Regions from separate parts of the Homo sapiens genome. Here region 1 is linked to region 2. The links are chromatin loops, found by intact Hi-C in ENCODE. Cell type or tissue: heart left ventricle. All regions are shown on one strand.

The links. Peaks named below come from ENCODE experiments on the same cell type or tissue, not always from the same donor. Only the 100,000 strongest peaks of a DNase experiment are listed, where the experiment ranks them.
Region 1: it touches region 2 in a loop (7-fold over the local background); 18 of 110 quality-filtered maps call a loop at or near these places.

Annotation. Positions count from the first base shown.
Region 1 is chr13:111,455,746-111,463,745 of GRCh38, reverse strand. No RefSeq gene overlaps it. Among named protein-coding and RNA genes, the nearest start is that of LINC02337, 140 kb to the left of the region's middle. In heart left ventricle, a CTCF peak has its summit at 3,008 (motif pointing right); no DNase peak of the experiment used is centred here; H3K27me3 peaks cover 2,039 bases.
Region 2 is chr13:111,063,627-111,071,626 of GRCh38, reverse strand. No RefSeq gene overlaps it. Among named protein-coding and RNA genes, the nearest start is that of LINC00368, 28 kb to the left of the region's middle. RefSeq lists enhancers at 4,287-4,346, 7,048-7,578. In heart left ventricle, CTCF peaks have their summits at 339 (motif pointing left), 3,475 and 3,677 (motif pointing left); DNase peaks (open chromatin) are centred at 4,036, 4,225 and 4,839; H3K4me3 peaks cover 1,450 bases; H3K27ac peaks cover 787 bases; H3K27me3 peaks cover 286 bases.

The DNA.
Region 1 (8,000 bases), 390 kb before region 2:
GCTGCCGGCTACGAAAGAGACTCCACATGCAAAAACTTCTCAAGGCTCTTCCACTGGGAGGACATGGGTGCAAAGTGCAGCCAGTGTGGAAGAAAATGACATACAGCCGTGTCCATCCAGCCATCCTTAACTACAAGGGTTCAGCCTCACTCATTTAAATTTCTATCCACGTCAATTCAGTTTTGGTAAACAAAAGGCTAAAAGCATCACCTTACTGATACACTGGGAAGCAATGAAGAAGGAAAAATTCGAGACTCTGTAACAATTAGTTTTCTTTGTTTGTTTGTTTGCTTTTTTTTCTTAAATTGAGATGGAGTCTCGCTCTGTTGCCCAAGCTGGAGTGCAGTGGCACGATCTTGGCTCACTGCAACCTCCACCGCCTGGGTTCAAGTGATTCTCCTGCCTCAGCCTCCCAAGTAGCTGGGATTACAGGTACCCGCCACCATGCCTGGCTAATTCTTTTTGTATTTTAGTAGAGACGGGGTTTCAGCTTGTTGGCCCGGCTGGTCTTGAACTCCTAACCTATTCACCCGCCTTGGCCTCCCAAAATGCTGGGATAACAGGCATGAGCCACTACGCCTGGACTATAATAATTAGCTTAGCTTGCACATTCGGAAAACACAGAAGAAAGCAGAATTTAATCATTTTATTCCACATTCTTCAAAATGACAGCAAGTAAATAGACTGTATTGCAGAGCCTGGGCCATGTAGCATAAGTGGCCTTAGCTCTTTCAGGGCTTCAAGGCTGTAATGGGCTCATAAAGGACTGAATCCAGACAGTTCCCAAAGGTGGCATCAGTCTAGGAAAGTCAGGAGAAAATGTCACATGAAAGAAAGATGCAGGCTGCTTCCTCTGGCCAAGCAGGCACTCTTTTGAAGGGACCCCATCCTGGAAGGGGTCCTCCCGCCAGGTGAGGAAGCCCCTTATAAATAAATAGCTATTTATTTGGCCTCAGCCTCAGTAGCTCCCAGGAGCACACAGCAATGCTCAAAGATGCCCTGCAATGCTCTGGTGAAGCCATTTGTTCCGACGATGGCTGCGTTTCTCCCAGAACGCTGCGGCTTCTCTCAGTTTGAGTTGTGCTGCTGTCCTTCTACCTGGAGTTTGATTCAAAGTGTAGACACAACACAGGCTCAACCAGAACTTTTCTAAACTAGATTTCACAGACTCCAAATTCTCGAAGATGCCGCATTGTGCTGACCTGACTGACATCTCTAGGCTGGCAGAGAAGACGGGGGTGTGGAAAGGCAAGGAACAAACCCCGGAGCGAACCCCTCAGACAAGAGGCAGAAAGCAGCCTGTCCTCCGTCCACACCTGGAGTCTGTATCCTGCTCCAAACAGAGAGTGCGCCCCTCCCATCAGTGTCCAGCCCATGCCACTGGCTCCGAGGTGCTTGGGACAGAACTTTGATACCCACTTTCTAGGTGGGAAAACTGAGCCCAGGTTTGTGAACTGCAATTGATATCAGAGGCAATTTTAGTGTGCAAGGCAAGCGGGCCTCCCCATTCCATCCCAGTCCAATGTGGGCCTTTTAAAAACGCTGGTGAAAGCCACATATACAATTGACCACCTTCACCAGGTGTAGGGTCACAGTCCCCTTGTGCTAACCCCTTCTTACTGGGCGGCAGTCCTCCAGCACTGACCGGAAGAGGTGGGGCCGGCCTGCCCTCCCCCTCCTCCCCCCACCCTCCCCTACCGGCTGTTGTGCAGGGCCTGGTGGGGAGCGAGTCCCCAGCCTCTGTGCCCTGACTCACTGGGGCACCGGCGCAGAACCTCTGTTCTGCAGCTCCTTGGGAATGCACCTGCTTCACCACTCAGGACACACCTGCAGCCTTGGGGAGCTCCTTTATCTGAGAGGAAGCCCTTTCCAGGGCAGGGTTTCCTCTAAAGAGCCCACGCTTGGCCCAGAGGAAACAGCCTGTGTCTTTCTTTGATGTGACATTTTCCCCTGGCTTTTCTCCTCTGGGTGTCACTACCTTCTCTGACAATGATGTGATGCATGCTTGACGCTTCCTCTCCTCCACTATTGCTCAAGGTCCACAGTTTACCAGTCCCAGGCGAGTGTGCAGGAGGACCAAGTCCAGGTTCTGAGCACCCAGGAACAGCGCTCACCCACCCAGGCTTACCCAGGCACAGTGCTCAACCCCACAGACACAGTGCTCGCCCACACATAGTCCTCGCCCAGGCACAGTGCTTGCCCAGGCACAGTACTCACCCAGACATAGTGCTTGCCCGCCCAGGCACAGTGCTCACCCAGGCACAGCGCTCACTCAGGCACAACACACACCCAGGCACAGTGCTCACTCAGGCACAGTACTCACCCAGACATAGTGCTTGCCCGCCCAGGCACAGTGCTCACCCAGGCACAGAGCTCACCCAGGCACAATACACACCCAGGCACAGTGCTCACTCAGGCACAGCACTCACCCAGGCACAGTACTCACCCAGACATAGTGCTTGCCCGCCCAGGCACAGTACTCACCCAGGCACAGCGCTCACCAAGGCACAGCACTCACCCAGGCACAGCGCTCACCCAGGCACAGTACTCACCTAGGCACAGTGCTCACCCATGTAGGTACAGTGTTCACCCGCCCAGGCACAGTGCTTGCCTGCCCAGGCACAGTGCTCACCCAGGCACAGTACTTGCCCAGGCACAGTGCTTGCCTCCCCAGGCACAGTGCTCACCCACCTAGGCAGTGCTCGCCAGGCCCGTGCCAGGCTCCACAATGCCACTCAGCACTGTGTTCTTCAGAACTGATTCCACGACCACGTGCCCCATCAATTGCCAGTGCCTTCTTGGCATTGCCTTCCTCAAAGGTGTTTGTGTGTTCCTTTTTAAAAAAGCGAGGAGCTACCTGGAGAGACCTGCCTGGTGAGCCTGAAAGCACACATTCTTAGAAGGATGACAATAACTCATCCTAGCTCTTCATCTCTGCCGTGGTGAAGGGCGTGAGACAAACGCAGCACCGGCTTCGTGGCTCGGTGAGTCGGCCACAGCAGCCCACAGGGACGTTCCAGCATCTCCTCACTAGATGGCGACGACCTCACAAGTTCCTAATCCATTGAGCCAGCACCTGTCCCAAGGCCAGCAACTGCTTCCAGCAGTTTCTTTAGGAAAAATATCCTGAGCAGTGCCTTGCCTTGTGGCTGAAACCATCCCTGCACCGGTCCTCACAGGAGAGGCCGAAGCTTGAGCCTGAGCTGGGGCATGCTGACCAGAGGGGCCTCACCCTGCCTGGCCCTGAGCTGCGGTTCACAATCCTGCATTATCTGCCAAGCAGAGGGAAAGGCACAACTGCAAACCACCTTCACTTGCAGCGAAGAAAAGCAAATCTGCTGCAGGCAGGAGCCCCCAGATCCCTCGCCGGGACCCACTCCACCCTGAGCAGCACGGACCTCAGGAGGCAACCAGGCCCCGAGACAAGGCCTTACAGCAACACCAGTCCAGTGTGGCCAGCAACCAGGTCTCCTCCCTAATACGGAACCCCATCTCATAAGTCAGCTTTATCATGTCTCTCATATCCCTCCTCCTTGCCCCTTTCCCCTTCTCTCTTCACTCTGTCTTCCCGCTTTCTTCCTTCTTCCCCACTCTCTCTTCTCCCTCTCTCCTCCTCTCTCCTGCTCTTCCTCTCCTTCTCCCTCTTTCCCCTTCTCCCCCTCTCTCCCTCCTCCTCTTTCCCTCTTCCTCCCCCCTCTCCCTGTCTCTCTCCCTCCCCTTTTCCTTCTTTCTCTGTCTCCTCCTCTCCACTCCTCTCCTTCTTCCCCTCTTCTTTCCCTCTTCCCCTCTTCTCTCTCTCCCTCTTTTCCTCTCCTTCTCCCTCTCCTCCTCTCCTTCTTCCTGTCTCTCTCCTTCCCCCTTTCCTTCTCTCTCCCTCCTTCTCTCTTCCCCTCTCCCCGCTCTCTCCTGCTCTTCCTCTCTTCTCCTTCCCCCTCCCTTCTCTCTCTTCGTCTCCTTCTCCTCTCCCTTCTTCTCTTCCCCTCTCCCCCACTCCCTGCCGCTCTTTTCCTTTCTCTCTCTCCCCTTCTCTCTTCCCCTCTCCCGCTCTCTCTCCCTCTTCCCCCTCCCCCTCTCCTTCTCTCTCTCCCCTTCTCTTTCTCTTTCTCCCTCCTCCTCCCCTCTCTCTCTCACACACACCCCTCCTCCACTCCTCCTTTCCCTCTAAAGCTTTCATGAGTTATTTCACAAGGAACACAAGTTCAAAACAGAAAACATGCTCTTCCCTTTCTCTTGTTCCCTATAACGTTTTTGTCAATCACTTCTTATATGAACCTAAGCTTTCTTACCCGTGAAATTTGAAAATCTTGTTTTTTTGCACCACATATGTGCACAGGATGTGTAAATCTGGACTATAAAATATAAATAACTTTTACAGTTGGTTGATAACTTTCAGTATCAGGTAAATAACATGAATCCCAGGTGGTCATGCCTCCAAAAGTTCCCTGCATCTGCAGCCTCAGGCTGGCTGCGGCCCTGGCATTTCCACCTGTGTCCTTCCTAGTTCCTACTGGATCCCCGAAATCCCACTCCTCCCATTCGGGACCCTCATGGGATTCACTGGCCATTCTGGGTCTTCACAGGGGAAACTGAGAAAGGGGCCACAGCCTAAATCGAGTCTGTTCATTACAGCTTTATCCACAGAAGCAAAACACACCCACACTCCCAGGAAGGAGGCGGCAAAGGACAGCTGCCAACAGCGGAACAAGGAGGCTGGCCCAGCGCAGTGTCACCCATGAACCGATGGGGCCAACAGGTGCCTTGCCCCTCCTGGGAGGAGCGCCCACATCCTGTGCAGACTTTCCATCCAGACATCCCCCTGTGGCCCAGTCAACGCAGGGAGGGTCTTCGCTGTGCAGACCCCAGCAAGGCAGACACACGGCCTCCGTGGAGCCGGCTTCCCGTTCTCTGTGCACCTGGTACAGCCGGGTTTCCCTACGCACCAGGTACTGCAAGTCGCCTAGAGGCAGCTCTGCCTGTGCCAATGGGGAGTCAAGAACTAGCGAGGGAGACTAAAGGGTGCCTAACCGCCCCCAACCCTGAGGTTCTGAGATTTCATAGGTTCTCAATGCTGGGTGCTAAGAAGACAGGCACCAAAAAAGACCCTCCACGTTTAAAGGCCATTAGGATCCTGGATCCCAGGTACCAGAGTCAAATGCAGGAGCCAGAAAATCCCCGCTGACTGTGTCTTACACAGACCCCAGGCCCTACACTAAACAGGAACGCTTAGAAAGAGATGCCGGCAACCTGTAGTCCTGAAAGTGTCCCAGGTGACCAGCACCACCGGCCCCTCAGAGCAGCCTGGGCAAAGGCAGGCACTGGGGCCAGGCCTGGAACGTGGGGCAGGAGCCTTCCTCGTGGGAAGGTTGGGTGGGGTGGGACAAGCTCAGGACTGGCTGCTTTCAGTCCTAGTTACTGAGTGATTTCAGTGGGCTCTGGGGAATTGGGGCTGCCCCTAAGTGTCTGGTACCTGTCCTGGAGTGACCGTGGCAGGGGGACAGTGGCCACTGCAGTGTGAGCCATGTGAGTGCCCAGAGGAGGAGATGGTGGGGCGTGGGCTCCAGACTGTGGGTTTGCATGCGATAGGCACGTGCATAGGTGAGGTGATCACTATCAAGGAATTGGCCGACCCTGCAATGGGCCGTCCTTCCAGGCTCAGCAAAGTCAAAGACTCAGAAATAGAGAAAAGAGAAAGACCCGGTTACTGCACCCCAGGCCACACAGCTGGGGAGCAGCAGAGCTTGGGGAGCAGCGGAGCTAGGGCTGCCCGTGCTGTGGGCCCGTGCCTCCGACCCCCAGCGCCCCGCCTCCATCAGGAGATAGCCAGCCCTGGTGCTGCTCCCCTGCATTCTGAGCCATGAGCACCAAAGGACCCCTGAAGGTCACCAATGCCCCATGGACCTTGTCTTGAGAAGTGCCAAAAACATGCAACGGAGGAAAATTCAAAAGCTCCCACTGTGAGTATTTAGATAAGGAATGGCGGTCACTACAGCAGCCAGGGAGTTCCCTGAGAAAGAACAGCATAGCACCCTACCTCCCCGCACACGCTGCATGGAGGCTTTACAATGCCAGACAATCGGGAAAGGGCGGTGAGTGAAGGCACTATTTAGAAGTCGTTAACCCAAGAGACAAGAGTGTAATTAGAATCAGTTTCCATGAATATTAGGAGGGTACACTCAGAGTTAAATTGCTGTCTTCAGTACACATACATAATCCCAAAAACACTAATTCAGGGTCTCTGCAAGTGGTGTAGATGCTGCAAAGAAAAGAATGAGAGGAAGTCTAACAAAAATGTTATGGAATAAGCTCTCCATCTCTCCACTTTCCCTGGAGTTAAGAGCTTCCTGGGAACTCACACAACTGTAGATTTAACTCCATGTATCAGTGGAGAATTGTCCTGATACCGACTTTGACTGATAGCATCTATCTCTGATAAAGGGTGCACTTCAAGGTACAGTCAGCAGTTACACAGAGACAGAGGCAAGAGCCCTTTCTGCCCCATGAAACCAGGGTCACTGGGGGTAGACAAGCGGGACATCAACTGTTGCTTAAATTGTTGACTTTTCATTTGTGAGCTCAGGGGACAATATCCTCTCGTTTATCATTTGGTGGAATCCACGATGCATTTGTAAGTTGCATGCAGTCATTTGCTGCATCCCAGCGCCAGGCTGGTGGAAATGGGGGAATGGCAGCACGTGCCAGACACCCCAGGCCAGCGTCCGGGATGAAGCCTGCTCTCAGGGAGCATGGCTCCCTCCTGTGGGTCCCCCTCACCATATGGCAAAAGCTTCCTGGGCGGCTTCTTCCACACTCGCTGGAGGTTCTGCAAGGGAGGCTTTGCCCACATTGCGGTCACCATTGAAAGAAGGCCTCCAGGCACAAGTCTCATCAAAGGCTTCCATACACAAAGGTCTCCATTTTGCATCCTGTATTCCCCTCTTGAGAGGAAATCAAATTATTTCACCGTTTCTTGCATGTAGGTTCAAAGACTGGTGCCTGACATTCCAGAGCCTCCCTTGGTGCAACTCAGCTTCAGGCACGTGGTACCTCTTGGCACCAAAAATGAAGGAAGCCTCCACAGAAATGGGTGGAAGTGGAGATGTCGCAACACACTTAGGCACGACACTGCTGAGACAGGCACACAGTGACAGCGATAAAGGGAAAGACACCAACATAAAAGAGTGTATATGGCAGTGGCTCACCCAGAGCCCACCAGGAAGGAGGCGGCAAAGAACAGAACTGCCAACAGCCGAACAAGGAGGTGTCGGCCGTGCTGGGTCGTTTCTGTAACTCATTTAACAGCCTTTGCTACGCGTCAGAAACACCTCGGAGGGCCCTCAATAAATGCTTCCTGGATGAAGATGGCCTCCATGCAAAAGCTCAATCATGCAACTACATTTTTAAAACCCAGATGCATTTCAAAAAAATGAAATTTCAACACTGAACTACATGTGCTTCTGGTAATCATGTCTTGTTCCAAATACTGTGAAAGCATTGAAAAGTTTCAGCCTCAAACAAATAGTATTGAATGACCTTTGAGGATCAAAACATGAGTGCCTTTCTGCTCCACCATAATCTGTACAGGAGAAACTACAAGTTTCTGTACTGGATGTACAGTAATCTAAATATTTTGATGGGGTGGGGAAGGAAAGTGAAAGAAAAGTACCCTTTATTGAGTGCACCTGATACATCAGGCCCTGCTCTAGATGCATTAAATACATTGTCTCACTAAGGTTCTGCCTGAGGCATTTCTCTAGCGTTTTTTGGGGGAAATGGAAGAATATATTTTTATTGAAATATAATTGGCATACAATAAATGGCATTTACTTAAATTGTGTGATTTGAGGTTTGACATAAACATATGCCTACGAAACCATCACCACAATCAAGATAGCGAACACGTCCATCAGCCCAAGCTTCCTCATGCTCCTTCATCATCCTTCCCTCTCTCCCTCCCATAGGCCCCTGCCCTACTTTGTCACTGTAGATTAGTTTACATTTTC
Region 2 (8,000 bases):
TGCAGTACCCTCAGGCTTATTAGGGTGGGGAAAAACTCCACCCTGGTAAATTTGTGGTCAGACTGGTTCTCTGCTCTTGAACCCTGTTTTCTGTTGTTTAAGATGTTTATCAAGACAATACGTGCACAGCTGAACATAGATCCTTATCAGTAGTTCTGTTTTGCCTTTTGTCCTGTTCCCTCAGAAGCATGTGATCTTTGTTCTGCTTTTTGCCCTTTGAAGCATGTGATCTTTGTACCTACTCTCTGTTTTACACCTCCTCCCCTTTTGAAACCCTAAATAAAAACTTGCTGGTCTGAGACTCAGGCAGGCATCACGGTCCTACCAACATGTGATGTCACCCCCTGGCGGCCCAGCTGTAAAATTCCTCTCTTTGTACTCTTTCTCTTTATTTCTCAGCCGGCTGACACTTATGGGAAATAAAAAGAACCTATGTTGAAATATGGGGAGCAGGTTCCCCCAATATCTTCAAATATTTCTTCTGCTGATTTTCTTTTCTTCTGGGATTCCAGTTACACATCTGTTAGCATGTCCGATAATTTCCCAAAGCTCTTACATGCTCTGGGTTTTTTGTGTGCTTGTTTTAAAAATCCCTGTTCCTGTTTGTGCCTTGCTTTTGGTCACTCCTATGGCCCTATCTTCATGTTTGCTGATTCTTTCTTTGCCTCTGCAGAATCTCCTGAATTCTTTGTTCACCTCTGCAGAACTCCCCATCTCTGCTATCACGCTTTTCAATTCTCACCTTGCCACCTCATCCTTCCTCACAGGCTCCAACACCTCTGGATCAAAGAGTGGGGTGTGGGGTGTCCTAGAGGTCAGAGGAGCCATCTTTTTGCCTTGGACCTTGCTGTACCACCCATTTCTAGGTGTAAAACTTGTGAAAAGCTCAGCCATGCTGGCATCGCTGGTCCCGACTTCTTTTGAAATAACTCTGAAAGCTACTTGAGAATGTACACAAGCCATGGCAAAGGAAAGGTCCCAGTGACACAAGGAGAATTTTTCACCACTGTGGAAGATAGTATAGCAGCTCCTGAAAAAATTAAACCTAGAATTATCATAGGATTCAGCAATTCTGCTGTTGGCTAAATGCCCAAGAAAACTGAAAGCAGACTCAAAAAGATCAGTACACCCATGTTCCTAGGAGCATTATTCAAAATAGCCAAGAGGTGGAAGCCACCCATGTCCACCAACAGAGGAATGAATAAACAAAATGTGGGCCCTTCATGTCATCCACCCCATGGATAACAATGGGGTGTTATCCATCCTCAACAAGCAAAGATGCTCTGACATGTGCCATAGCACAGATGAAACTTGAGGATGTTACGCTAAGTGAAATACACCAGCCACAAAAGGACAAATACTGTATGACTCCAGACAGATGAGGTCCATAGAGGACTCAAAGTCACAGAGACAGAAAGTAGAATGGGGGCTGCCAGGAGTTGGGGAGATGGGGGAGGGGGAGTCAGTGTTGAATGAGGACAGGGTTTTAGTCTGGGAAGAAGAAAAAGTTCTGGAGAAGGAAGACAGTATAGTGATGGTTGCACAAGAAACAATGTAAATGCACTTAATGCCACTGAACTGTGCACCTAAGAATGGTTAAGCGGTAAATTTCAGATTATGGATATTTTACCACAACAAAATTAAATGAATTCTTCATTACAACTAACTTTAAAACAATAGGAACAATTCATTTTTTATTTTGGTTCCAGAAAGCGTGCTCTAATCAACTCATTTAGGTAGCACCTGCTAGAACCTGGCTCTGCTCGATCAGATCTTTGCAGGCCTGAAGCTCTGTCCACAGCCACCAATCACCCACTGCGTGCGAGCTGGGAATCCTGCAAACATGGCCCTTTCTACAAGATGAATGGAGAACATTTGAGGAGTAACACTTGGCTTGGGAAAACCAGCCTAAAACCCCTGAGGAATCTCCAGTTTAGTGTTAATTGGCTCATTTATCACAGGGGGCAGAGGTCAGGAGCAGCCCATGATGAGAGGTGGGGTCTCTTTCAGAAGACCCGGCAGAAGATTCACCTCTACTCAGAGAATATCTGGAATTCTCAGAGGAAGCTGGCATAAGAGAAGTGTGACTCCTGAAGTCCAGGAAAGACATTCTTCATTTGCATTAAAGGAGAGTGAATTTAACTATTCTGCTGATTCTAGAAGTTTCTATAACTCTCCAGTGCTCATGAGCTGAACCTGAATAGAAAAGACAGCCTCGTCATCTGTGTCAAGTCCTGCTTGCTTAGACACTGTCAACCTTACACTCTCCCCTCCCACAGCTCCATCACCTTCTGGCTTCATTTGAGGGCAGAACTGAAACAATGTTGGAGTGGGTACTACATAGGCCACCTCTGAGAGGGTGAGACATGACAGGGACGCTGGGTTCAGCCTCCTGTTGGGCTCTGAGAAAATGAGGACTTGGTTCAGATGTGTAAGGTTAGACCGTCTTTGTCATCCCAACATTGACACTCAGTTAGGACTTGGGGATAAATCCCTGCAGTAATTTAAACTTACTATGAGATTACTCTGTGCAGAAATAAAGCAAAAGAATTTCATCCACAACACCTTCCATGCATCAAGAATAGACCTCCCTAATTTGAACAGCATCTTAAGATATCTGTGAGAATCCTGCGTGGTAAATACATATTCTGAGTGCTTACAATTTACATAGTTCTTACATCTTAATTACTCTTTTGCTAGTATCTGGCTAAGATTATACTCTTTGGAAAACCCTGGAAAAGCTATACATCAAGTACTATAATAATTCCATGCAATAAAAATACATTTATGATAGCAAATGTGAGCAACGGAGCTCTCATATGCAGCCCGTGGGAGTGTAAATTCGTACAACCGTTTTGGAAACCTGTTTGGCAGCATCTTCTGAGTTTAGTATGTGCACACTCTATGGCCCAGCAATTCTACTCCTAAATATATGCCAATCAGAAATGCGTATATGTGTGCCTAAAGACATGCACAAGAAGGTTTATAACAGCATCGTTCATCACTGCCCCAAGCCCAAAGCAGCCCCGATGCTTGGGAGCGGCTGTTTGGAGATGCCCCTCGTGGTGTGTGCATAAAGGGGAGTACTGCATTGCAGGGCAGTACGCACACATTACACCCCCATAATATGGCTGCACTCAGAATAGGGACAGTCTCACGAGCAAACACTGAGCAAAAGAATCCAGATACATTATATAACTCATTTATATAAAGCTTAGAACAGGCAAGGGTCATCTACACTGGAACAAGTCGGAAGATGGCTATTCTCTGAGGTGGGATAAGGGCTGGGAAGTGTGTGAGGGAGTCCCCTGGTGAGATTCTATGTCTGACCCGAGGCCTGGCCCCATGGATGTGTGAGCCTTTGTAAAAAATGTATATCCAGCTGAACATTTATGATTTGTGAGCTTTTCTATATATATGCTATACTTTCAGTTAAAAGTTGGCTTAAAACTCCATCCATATCCTTTAAAGTTTATTTGAAGACATTTAGGTCAACTAGTTTTGAGACTAGAACCTGTAACTGGAAGCACTGAGAGTGATAAAAGTCCTATAAGATTCAAGGAGCTAGTTAAATCTTCGTTTTAAGAATTGAGTTGAAACTTGAGCTTTTAGGATTTGCTGTTGTCAGTGGGCAGAATATTGATTATAATTAACAATTAACACCCCCTATTGGTCACCAGCAGCAAGTGCAGCGGTGGAACCAATCGATGAAATTGCACAAACGATTGCTAGCTTTAACACTTGTCTTTTTGCTCATAGGCGCGAGAAACCGGTATTAAAATTTAATAGAAAATGTAAAAAAAGAGGTTGGAGCTGTAAGAATTTCGTCTAGTACATGATACGGAGCTGTCATAATCGCAGGTTTGTTTCAGAACATTCCGGGTGCCTCCTTGGACATGGAACTGTCTGGGTTCTCATGGGATCAGAGTCCTCCCTTTCCCCGCCCTGGAGGGCAGGTCCGGTGCCTCTCACGGGCGGCAGCGCAGTCGGGACCCGCCGCCACGTCTCTGGGGCTCGGCGCAAAGCAGCTGCCCCGGGACCGCGTGAGCTAGGACGGCAGAGCCGCCGGGGAGCCGCGCACCTGCGCTGTGAACCTGGGTCCCCTGCACACCGCTTTGTTCACGGCCCGCGGCCAGGCTCCGTGCTGCGTTCCCAGGGTCGGGGCTCCGACCTCAGCAGCTCTGGCGGTCGTGATCAGCCCGGCACCTCCTAACGCTGGGTCAGCCTGTGAACCCCGATCTCACCGGGCCGCAGAGGCGCTCAGCAGCGGCAGCTTTCACCCAAGGGGACCAAGGCGGAGTCCTTCTTGTGGGAATGAAGGTCGCCCTGGTTTAAAGGCACAGTTTGCTTTTTTCCTCTCTCCTTTTTTTTTTTTTTTTTTTTTTTTTTTTTTTTTTTTTTGAGACGGAGACTCGCTCTGTCGCCAGGCTGGAGTGCAGTGACGCGATCTCTGCTCACTGCAAGCTCTGCCTCCCGGGTTCACGCAATTCTCCTGCTTCAGCCTCCGGAGTAGCTGGGACTACAGGCGCGTGCCACCACGCCCGGCTAATTTTTTGTATTTTTAGTAGAGACGGGATTTCACAGTGTTAGCCAAGATAGTCTTGATCTCCTGACCTCGTGATCCGCCCGCCTCGGCCTCCCAAAGTGCTGGGATTACAGGCGTGAGCCACCGCACCCGGCCTGTCCCCTAGCTCTGACTTCTTAACCGGCAACAACGTGGGAGACAGGTCTCCCACGAGGAACGCCTTCCCCAGAGCTCGTGGAAGGGGTGCAGGGGGCTGTGGGGCCCCTTTAAGCTCCCGCAGAAGCTCCTCCTCTGACCCCGCAGGCCCGGGGAAGCGCGGCCTCCCTTCCCGCGCCTGCAAGGGCTCTTCCGCTTAGATACTACGTTCGCTTTCTCTCGAATAAAAAAGTCCCTGTCTCCAATCTGGCCCCAGCTGCTGTGCTCGGACTGGCCTTGACTCCCCAGCGTTCTCTCCCGGAGCCTTCGGAAAGCTCCTCTTCTGTGCATAGGACCAGGGTGCCAAGTTCTCTACGCAGCACAGAACCAGAAACACCAAACGGGGCTCTGTCCTGGAAAGATGAGCACAGAGGCCAAGGCCACGCCGCTGTCAGTGGACTTAAAGAACGCGTTATACGTTTATTTACTCAGACATTCTTATTTTTTATGTTTTTAAATTGTGGCAAAATACACATAACGATTACCATTTTAACCATTTTTAGGCATTTAGGTGCATTCACATTTTTCACAATCAATAGAACATCTTCATCTTGCAAGACCGAACTCTGTCCCCCTTAAATAAGCACTCACTCCCCATTGCCCTCCCCAGCCCCTGGCATCCACCATTCCACTTTGTGTGTCTGAATTTGATTAGTCCAGGGACTAATACTGTTAGCAGCAGGGAATCCGTAGGGTCTGCAGCAACTCGATTCTTGCCTCCTCAGAGGAAAGAATTCGGCCGAGGTGCATAGTGCAGAGTGAGAGGCCAAGGCGAGTTTTAGAGCAGGACTGAGAGTTTATTAAAAAGCTTTAGAGCAGGAATTAAGGGAAGTAAAGTACACTTGGGAGAGGGTGAAGTAGGCGACTTGAGAGATCCAAGTGCAGGGTACAACCCCCCACTTTGGGTTTTATACATGGGCATGGTTCAGGGTTTCCATTTCCCCTTCCTTGACCTTTCCTTGGGGTGGGCTGTCCGCATGCGCAGTGACCGGCCAGCGCTTGGGCGGGGCCGCGTGCGCGCTGTATTACTGAAGTTGTGCACATGCTCACCTGAAGTATTTTGCCCTTACCTGTCTCGTGTTCCTGGAGGAAGGTCACACACCAGTTAAACTACATTTTACCTCTTAGTGCACAGGCCTAAGCCACCTCGCCCCACTCCTGAGATCTTATAGAAAGCTGCTGATCAGTTTCAGGTGTTTTCCAGCTATTGGGAGCCCGCCTTTCCCTGGCACAGCTGCAACCAATTACTATTTTAGAGAACCAGTTTAACCACTGCCTGAGTATCACCTGATGGTCTCCAGAGGTTCCTGGTGGGGTGGGCCCTCTCCTGCCCTGCTCATGTCTGCCTCGCCACTGACTAACAATGAGTGGAGTTCCACAGTACTTGTCTTTTTGTGACTAGCTAATTGTTTTATGTTTATTTTTAACAAAAATTCCTGGACAGTGTTTTGATAAATGATTTTCATGCAGCCTGTTTTATAAACTCCCTGGTTCTTTCTGTGATTGCTATTTTTCTCTTCCTCTCTGTTTAAATGCTTCATTCTACCCTTTCTTCCTGCTCTTGCTTCAGTGCATTTTGTTCTTCCTTTCCTATTTTTTCCTCTTTCTTCCTGTTTTCCATGATGTAACTGGAAGGCAATGTTAGAAATCAATGAGCAGCAGATCCCCCCGAGAACTAAGCACTGCAGTGGGGAAGCCACCCCAGCTTTGTTTTCCGCCACTGCAGACTCATCTGGAAGAATCAGTGTTTTTTCCTTCTCAGCCAGATGGCTGCCTTTGTGTTTCCACCATGGGCCTTCTCTTACCCATGAGAAGGTCTCTTTCCTGCTTTGAGGGAGAGGAGACCATGCCAGGTGCCATGTGGGCTGCCCTGAAGAAAACTGTATGGGCTCACTGAGGCTGCCACATGTTTTACTTTCTGAGAAGATGAGATGAGCCCTCCACATTTCAAGGCTGAGAGCAGAAATGTGACCAGGTGCTGGAGCCTCCAGGACAGTGAAGGAAGGGGTCTGGGTCCCTGCTTAGCCCTGAAGGAAAAGGAGCAGCTTCCAGAAGGCAGTAGGGATGTGGGTGCTGTGACAGGCCGTGCCAGCTTGGTCCTGCATGTGGTTAGAAACCAGGAGCCTTGGCCACCAAGTGGAACCAAAATCTCCCATCCCTGTCTTGTTCTCTTTGCATAGTGTGGACGAAAAGCGTCAAGCTCTGTAAAACATTTGAAGAGGTTTATTCTGACCAAATATGAGGGACCAATGACTTGTGACACAACCTCAGGAGGTCAGGAGAACATGTGCCCAAGGTAGTCAGGCTACACCTTGGTTTTATACATTTTAGGGGGACTTAAGACATCAATCAATACAGGTAAGGTGTACATTCGTTGGGTCAGGAAAGGTGGGACAACTTGAAGCAGGGGCTTCCAGGTCACAGGTAGACTCAAAGAATTTCTGATTGGCAATTGGTTGAAAGAGTTTTTATCTAAAGACCTGGAATCAATAGAAGGGAGTGTCTGGGTTATAATAAGGGATTGTGGAGAGCCAGGTTTTGTCATGCAGATGAAGCCTCCAGGTAGCAGGCTTCACAGAGAATAGATTGTAAATGCTTCTTATCAGACTTAAAGTCTGTGTTGATGTTAATGCTGGTCAGCTGTGCCTGAATTCCAAAAGGGCGGAAGGTATATTGAGGCATGTCCAACCCCTGCTTCCCATCATAGCCTGAACTCGTTTTTCAGATTAACTTTGGAATGCCCTTGGCATTCCAAGAAGAGGGGTTCATTCAGATGGTTAGGGGGCTTAGCATTTTATTTTTGCTTTACACCAGAAGCTTCCCTGAGGGGCCTGGGCCCTGGGCTTCAGGGCCTCTGCTCTCAGGCCTTGCCCAGAAGAATGGAAGATGCAGTGAGGGACCTGGAGGAGAGTGGACTGCTGTGTGTGGGCTTCGTGGCACACAGGGAAAAGCACAGGCTCTGGGTGAGTTTAAATCCTGGCTCTGCTGCCTGCAAGATGTAAGACTCCAGCATGTTATTTAATCTCTCTGAGCCTCTGTCACCCCATAAATAAAATGAGGTAATTTCTAGCACACAGGATCATTGACATGAATAAAATAACTGATGTTTACATGGCACTTGCTACATCAGTGGCACTGATTGCTGGTCATATAAAGCAAGGAAAAAAGATGTTTCCTCTTTTTATTCATTTCTACATCCTGCCAGTTTCCCTACACATATGCATTATAGATGACGAATAATTGAGAAAATCTGCAAGGACAAGGCTCGTATTCTTCCTGA